Linked DNA regions of Homo sapiens: region 2 is linked to region 1. Evidence: chromatin contacts called from ENCODE Hi-C or POLR2A ChIA-PET data. All regions are on one chromosome and are shown on one strand. Each heading gives the region's core, a stretch centred on a gene start or an enhancer-like site at or near the end of the contact. The rest is flanking DNA. Distances are from core to core; before and after follow the strand shown. Region 1 has its middle 87 kb from the start of SEMA6A-AS1. Region 2 overlaps SEMA6A (semaphorin 6A).

Evidence for each region. A loop is a pair of places that touch in the nucleus more often than their neighbours do. ChIA-PET counts read pairs that join two places held with the same protein, here RNA polymerase II (POLR2A). Pooled maps may share reads with other maps.
Region 2: a map with no recorded cell type shows a loop between it and region 1 (2.3-fold over the local background). The contact joins two enhancer-like sites. A Hi-C loop is called at or near these places in 1 of 168 maps with a recorded cell type or tissue (breast epithelium), 1 of 37 single-sample maps with no recorded cell type and 2 of 50 pooled maps. POLR2A ChIA-PET finds 5 or more read pairs at or near these places in 1 of 52 experiments (HEK293).

The regions. Positions count from the first base shown.
Region 1 is chr5:116,358,989-116,362,198 of GRCh38, forward strand. No RefSeq gene overlaps it. Among named protein-coding and RNA genes, the nearest start is that of SEMA6A-AS1, 87 kb to the right of the region's middle. RefSeq lists enhancers at 476-625, 1,720-2,516. Within about 2 kb of position 1,708, at least 8 of the 41 ENCODE cell types and tissues checked have a DNase peak (open chromatin) inside an H3K27ac peak, as active enhancers do.
Region 2 is chr5:116,535,241-116,538,767 of GRCh38, forward strand. The region is part of intron 1 of SEMA6A (semaphorin 6A); the gene reads right to left. Among named protein-coding and RNA genes, the nearest start is that of SEMA6A-AS2, 37 kb to the right of the region's middle. Within about 2 kb of position 1,494, at least 2 of the 41 ENCODE cell types and tissues checked have a DNase peak (open chromatin) inside an H3K27ac peak, as active enhancers do.

The sequences.
Region 1 (3,210 bases), core at 458-2,957:
ATAAGCTAGAGAGCTCAGTTCCTCTTTTTGTAAGTGGGTGTGGATGACGTAGTTCTATTGACACTTTGCTATGTTTTTTTCCAACTGTAGCTCTTTTATCTTCTCACACCTTTCAGCTACAGATTTATTCCTCATATTCACTCCTCTCTCTCCTACCTCCCTATTTCTATAGGTGTTTATGTCCTTTCAGTGAGCCCAGCACAACAGCTGCTGCCACTTATTGAGTGCTGACTGTGTGCCAGATGTGTTCAACACCATACATGTGCATATTTCTCTTAATCTTCCTTGCAACTTTAAGTGTATTATGTGTATTATCTCCAGTTTACAAATGAGGAAATAAGCCCAGAGAGGTTCAGTAACTTGCTCAAGATTGCACAGCTCATAAGAGGTGGAACTGGAATTTGAGGTTATATCTGTCTGATATAAGGCCAAGCTTGCAGCACTGCTTCTTGGCACTGTGCTGTTCTGTGAGATAAGAGGCAATTCTTGCAATTCTCACTTTAGTGTCTGTAATGTTGGTGGAGGGTGAATGAGTATTGCATCTCAGCTGCTGCTCGCAGGTAGTGGCAGGACCAAACCACCCAGGGCTCTGGGTGTTTGCTGTTGGCAGAAGCTTCTCCTGGTCTGCCTGATGCTCCAAGTAGGCAGGCCATTAGGGAGCCCCCCAAGGTGATGGCTGTTATTTTCAGCTGAGGGATCCGAGCAGAACCCCCAAAGAAAGAGTTATTTCAAACTGGGCCTTTGTTCCTTCCTCTTCCAGTGATTGCAATTCTGGGCCCCAGCTGGAGGTCTAGATTGCAAGATCAGGAAGGAGCTGGGCCAATTTTCTGGTTGCTTCTTTGCACTAAGCTCTTGTGTTTTCACAGCAGCCACAGGCCCTACATCCTTCCTGGAGACCCCAGGGTGGAACACAAGCAAATTCATCTCTTTTCACTTCCCCACCCCCTTGCATGGTGACTCTTGATTTGCTATGCTCAGAGCCTGTCATTGCTGGGTAGGGGCTTGCATATGGCCCCCATTTGAAATGAATGGTTTTTGAGGGGCTCCTGGAAATGTGTTGCAGGTGAGCTCCTGGACACTTGGCTTGCCTGCTGCTTCAGCTCTGTTTGCTTTGACTAATTGTGTTTTCTCTGCCAATTTGTCTGAGTAAAGTTTTTCTATCCCACTTTGTCCGACGTCTACATGGTACATCTGGTACCCATTTGGCTGAGATGGGGGCAGGAGCAGGGTGGTTAATTGAATGCTTGGCACAGGGCTGCAAGAAGAAAACTGAGAAGAAAGGCAAGAACTGGGAGAAGAGCTTAGAGAATGCTCTAATGCTTGGAGCCTTTGCAAAGTCCTGAAACTCTACAATCTCTTTTCCTCCACTTGGTTTCTGTTTAGAAACAGAGCCTTAAAAAGGGCAAGAGAAGGACTTTGATGAGATTCTGAAACTAGATTGCAACTACTGTTTTAGTATAAACCCCGCAGTGCCCCATCTTTCTCCCACAGGGCCCATGGCTTCTCGGTAGGTGGCTAGGGTATCACTAAGCCCTGTTTGTGGAAGGGGAGAAAGAAAGAGCTGGGAAAGATCACCTGTCTATGTCTATTTTTGTACGCATCTAATTTGGAGCCTCTCGTTCTGCAGTGGGAATTTTGGCTCCAGATCTTGGTCTGGTTCCCAGGATACTGAGTAGAAGTAAAAGTGAAGCAGCACCACTTGGAATCCCTGCTTCTGGCAAGGGTCCAGGGCCAGCCCAGGCACTGCATGGGCTCTCTCTGCCTGTCTACCTGTCGTTCTGTCTCTTTCTCTGCTTCTGATTTTGAAAGACCAAAAAGAGCATGGATCCTAGAGTCACAAAGTGTAGGTTTCAGATCTCAGCTCCTGCTAGATGTGTCATCTGGCAAGTGCCTATTCACTTTGGAGCCTCAGTTTCCCCTTATAAAATGTGACAATTCACACATTGTTCCAAGGAGTAAATGACATGATTCAAAACGCAAGTCAGCTCTGCACCTCTCTAAGGACTCTCTACTCAACCCTGAAAGGAAAGTAGTGTCATCACTGTCAGCATCCCTGTTTTATGGAGGAGGAAACTGAGGCACAAAGATGTTAAGTGACCTGTCCATGGTCTCACAACCAGTAAGTGGCAGAAGTGGCCAGAGTCCAGGCAGGGAGTCTGGCCCAGAGCCGGCGCAGGGAAGCCTGCTCTGCTGCCTTTGTAAAGCTTGGGTGCTCCCAGCGCTGGGCCTGGACAGAGGAGGCACCCACTCAACAGCAGCCCTGACTCTTACCACCCCAGGGATGCCGAAGCTGCAGCCTATTCCAGCCGCCGTCTGGAAGAACAATGGCCCTGGGGGCCAGCAAGCCTTAGAGAACAAGAGCGACTCAAGGAGAGAAGGCCGCGGCAGGCGCTGAGGCTCTCACAAAAGTAAGGGCAGCAGGGGCAACCCAAGGAGGTGGGGAAGGGCACGCGGGAAACGAGGTCGGCGCCCAGGCCTGCCTAGGCCGGCCTCCCTCCCTCCGCAGGTCCTGGGGCTCCTCCGGGTGGCGCTCTTGAAATCCATCGTCACCTTCCAAGCGGCCCTCGCGCGACTGCAGCCAGCCCCGGCGGCTCCTTGCCTGCCTGCGTGCCCTTGCGGCGGCTGCTGTCTACCCTAAACAGCTCCAGATTTAGGGCTCCTCCATCTGATTGCTCTTCCCCAGCCGCCTGGTGCTTTCAAGTGGGCCCGACACGCTCCCGGGACTTGGCCACGGTCCCTGCATCTCCTGATGAGAGCCCGCGCTTCTAATTCGGGTCCGCCCCGCACTCTTCCCGCGCCCTGCCCGCGCTGTCATTACGGCGCTGTCGCTGCTCCCACAGAAAGCAGGCGGCCGCAGCTCTCGCTGGCCCGGGGCCAGACCCAGGCCCGCTACGCCGCCTCGCGGACTGGATCCACCCCTTGCAGACAGGCACCCTGCTTGGGTGTTGTTCCTGAAGGTGCATAGGGAGGCTCCTGGGAAGACAGGGAGACTTTAAGAAGGAGAAAGGTGCGTTTACAGGATGGATTTGAAAGAATCACACTTTACTGGTCTGCCCAAGACACCTCACACCCAAAAGAAGCAAAGAGGTGTTCTGGAGGAAGGACAGAGGGAGAGGCTGCAGGTGCCCTGTGGCTGGCCATGTCATGATCTGACTCCTTGGCAGTGTCTTGGTACACGATTCCTTATGTATTTTGCATGCAAATCTAGTC
Region 2 (3,527 bases), core at 244-2,743, 180 kb after region 1:
AGTTAGACCAACTAATAAGGTCACTGACCTGCGGGAGAAACAGAGAAGCTGGGTAGAAAGTGGGATGCAGAACTGCAAGTCCTGCACAACACAAAATTGTGTTTGCAGCTGGTTAGGGGAAGAGGACAGAAAGGATTTGGGTGGAGATAAATAGAAACTGCAGTGATGAGCAAAATGCATGGTGGCATGAGGAGGTTGCAGTAAGCATGTATGAGTAAGCAGCAGGAGTTCCTAATAAGTATGTGATCTTTGGAGTTTGAATGATTAGAAACTGTGATCAAGGTAATACCACAGTTATGCTAACTGTCCTATCCTATCAGCTAAGGTTCAAGGGGACCCACAAAGAATCACCATTTATAATAGATGTCCTACTAATTCCATGCGGTCCTGACACACCTTGAAAAACAGGCTAAGACTGAGCTGAGGGGGATGTTGAAAGAGGCAGCACTTTCAACAAATGTCCAGCTATTATATAGGTCATGTTATAACTGCAGGTGTGGAGCTTCTGCTCCAGAGACTGCTCCTATAAATGATTTTGTAAAACAGATTACACCTACTCTCTTGATTTTTCAACAATTCAGATTTTCATATACTGAGACTGCTTAAAGCAGAAGTCTTTTATGCCATTCTAAAGCAAGAAGATATGCTGGTCATTTTGCGTAGCCTTTTAGTTTTTAGGCATTTTTAAAATGCTTAAAAAATTAAATACCAACCCCCAAATAACTCAGTCAACTCAATTCTACTGACTCAAAAGGAAATGGTTTCAGATAAAGATGCCCACATGGCTTTTAGTTCAGCCAGTTCTTTCTAACTACAAGTAACATAATAATTTCCTTTGCATAGGAAAGTTCTTAGAATCATCAGTCATGAAAACAGATGTTGGGCACAGAGGTGAAGCAGCAGCCAGCATCAGTAAATTTGCCATTATTAACCGCCCACCGCCACCCTCAACCCCATTCCCACCCCCTGTTGGAATTGGATTAGCCTTCTGGTATTATTTTAAGAGTGATTGGAATTTAATTTTAGTTAGGAAGAACTGAGTCCATTGTTTACTTACAAACAAAAAAAAAAAGAATCCTCTCTCCAGCACTAGGATTCCTGCTTGGCTGGTTTTAAATAGATGAAGCTAACCAGATATTTACCATCAGCTTGGTGAAGAAAGAGACATTGTCCTGGGGAGCCCGAGTCATGGGAACTCAGTCCACACAGTAACGCATTGCGAACTGTAAGTGGACTATGACCAATCAAAGTCTCACTGTACATTTCACGGAGGTGGGACCAAAAGAGGAAAGAACAAAATCCCCTAAGTGCCAGCATGTTGGGAATGCATCATTGCAATAAAATTGTGAAACTAATGCTGGCAGGCAAACAACAAAAAACAACAACTGCCACAAACTGCAATATGCTTATCAGGGTCTGACCAAGAAGAAAGGCCCCCGATCTTCCACAGAGGACACTGGCACCAGTCCCAGGTCCTGCAACTCTTGAATAGCTCCATGTGCCGTGTTCTCTTCAGGTACTGCATTGTCCGCGGGAGATGTTCTCAGCAGTCAAGGAACAGCTGCACAATGCAAGCAGCCTCTGAATGGTCGAAAAGCTTTTTATTCAGTCCCCGTGTGATTTCTTAAAAAAAAAAAAAAAAAAAAAAAAAAAAGCAAAACTGGTGTTCTTTTGTGCTGTACAAAGGCAGCACTTTGCTGACTCCAAGTTCAAGACTCATGGGCTATTAGGAGAGGAAAGATGGACATTGTATTAGCATGTGTGAAAAAAAGAATAGGCGTTCCTTTAAACCAAGTCCATAATAAGAGCAGCCTGGTATTTGGAACACCTACTTAGCTGGAAGCAGCTCCAACAGCAGTTAGAAGGTAAGTGTTCGCAACAGTTACACACACATGCACACATGCATGCACACATAGAGACCCACCAACAGGGAAACTGCAGCATGTGTTCATAATAAATACATTTCTTGAGAATAGGGCAGTAAAAGAAAATACAATCACAGAAAAGTTAGAACTGGGAAGGATGTGTGAACTAAGAGGCATGTGACCTTACTTTGTAAAGAAGCTGTTCTTCCAGAGAAGTTAAATGACTTACTCAAAGACACATGGATACTTCATCAGATCAAGTTCTTAACACCACTTAGGAAGGATGTCCTGGTGCTTCCTGCTCTGCACGTGAAGCAGTGTTGAGGGGTCTGTGGAGACCAGGTCAGGGGTTCTAGCATCAGTCTAATCTGAACTAGAACCCCTAGGATATATCAGTGCTAGGGGTTCAAGTCCAGGGTTTCCAGTTGCATGACCTAGAGACAAATTCCTTTCTTCTTCAGAGTTTCAACAGATTTAACCCCCAAATGGAGATAAAGTAACTTGTGCCTTTACAGTTGCCACAAAGATTAATTGAACAAAGAGCCAACATTAAATAAATGTTGGTGACTACGCTTATTGCCATTAGGAGTAGCCATAAAGGTGGTATTTTCATCTTCTCAGAAATTTCAATACATTTAGAAAAAAAGAGAGAAAAGAAACAGGAAATACACAGAGAATAACCATATAAGTATGCAAGTAAGCATATGGGGAAAATACAGAGAATTAATATAGACAGGTGGCACAAACAAAAAGTTTAACAGCTTCATCTGCTCCTAAAAACTTGGAACAGGCCAGGTGCGGTGTCTCATGCCTATAATCCCAGCACTTTGGGAGGCCGAGGCGGGCGGATCATGAGGTCAGGAGATCAAGACCATCTTGGCCAACATGGTGAAACCTCGTCTCTACTAAAATACAAAAAATTAGCTGGGTGTGGTGGCGCATGCCTGTAATCTCAGCTACTTGGGAGGCTGAGGCAGGGGAATCGCTTGAACCCGGGAGGCGGAGGTTGCAGTAAGCTGAGATCACGCCACTGCACTCCAGCCTGGCTACAGAGCAAGACTCCATCTCAAAAACAAAGCAAAACAAAACAAAACAAAACAAAACACACAAAAAAAACTTGGACCAAATACTTTACACATGAATATTATGCCTCTGATCCATCTGTATGGGCTCATTGGTTTGAGTTTTTTTTGCAATGATAGGTATTTGTTGATCCTTTAAAAGCATTTTGTCTTCCTCAAAACAATTTATTGCTGAATATTTAATTTCATATTTTTTTTATGAGCAGTGGGTGTCCTCAACTTGGACTGCCAGGACACAACACCACTTTCTGTCCTGAGATGACAGACTCACGTGGAGCCACCTCAGTGTGCTGGGATAATGAATTATTTTCAGGTCCATGTTTTCCAAGGTACTTCTAGCCCTATTATTTTACATATGTCTTGAAGATCGTTCTGCTCAGAGGAACAGAATTTCAATTAGATGTGTTTTTGCCTTCAACAAAAGTTTGAAATTTTTTTATCTGTCCTTAAACTCATTATACATTTGTTAGAATGTACTTCTTAGTAGCTACTCTTTGTGTACTTATATTAAATATACAAATAATACATGGCAACCTTCTAATGATAAAATAAATAAATAAAATAAACATTTTAGACAAAA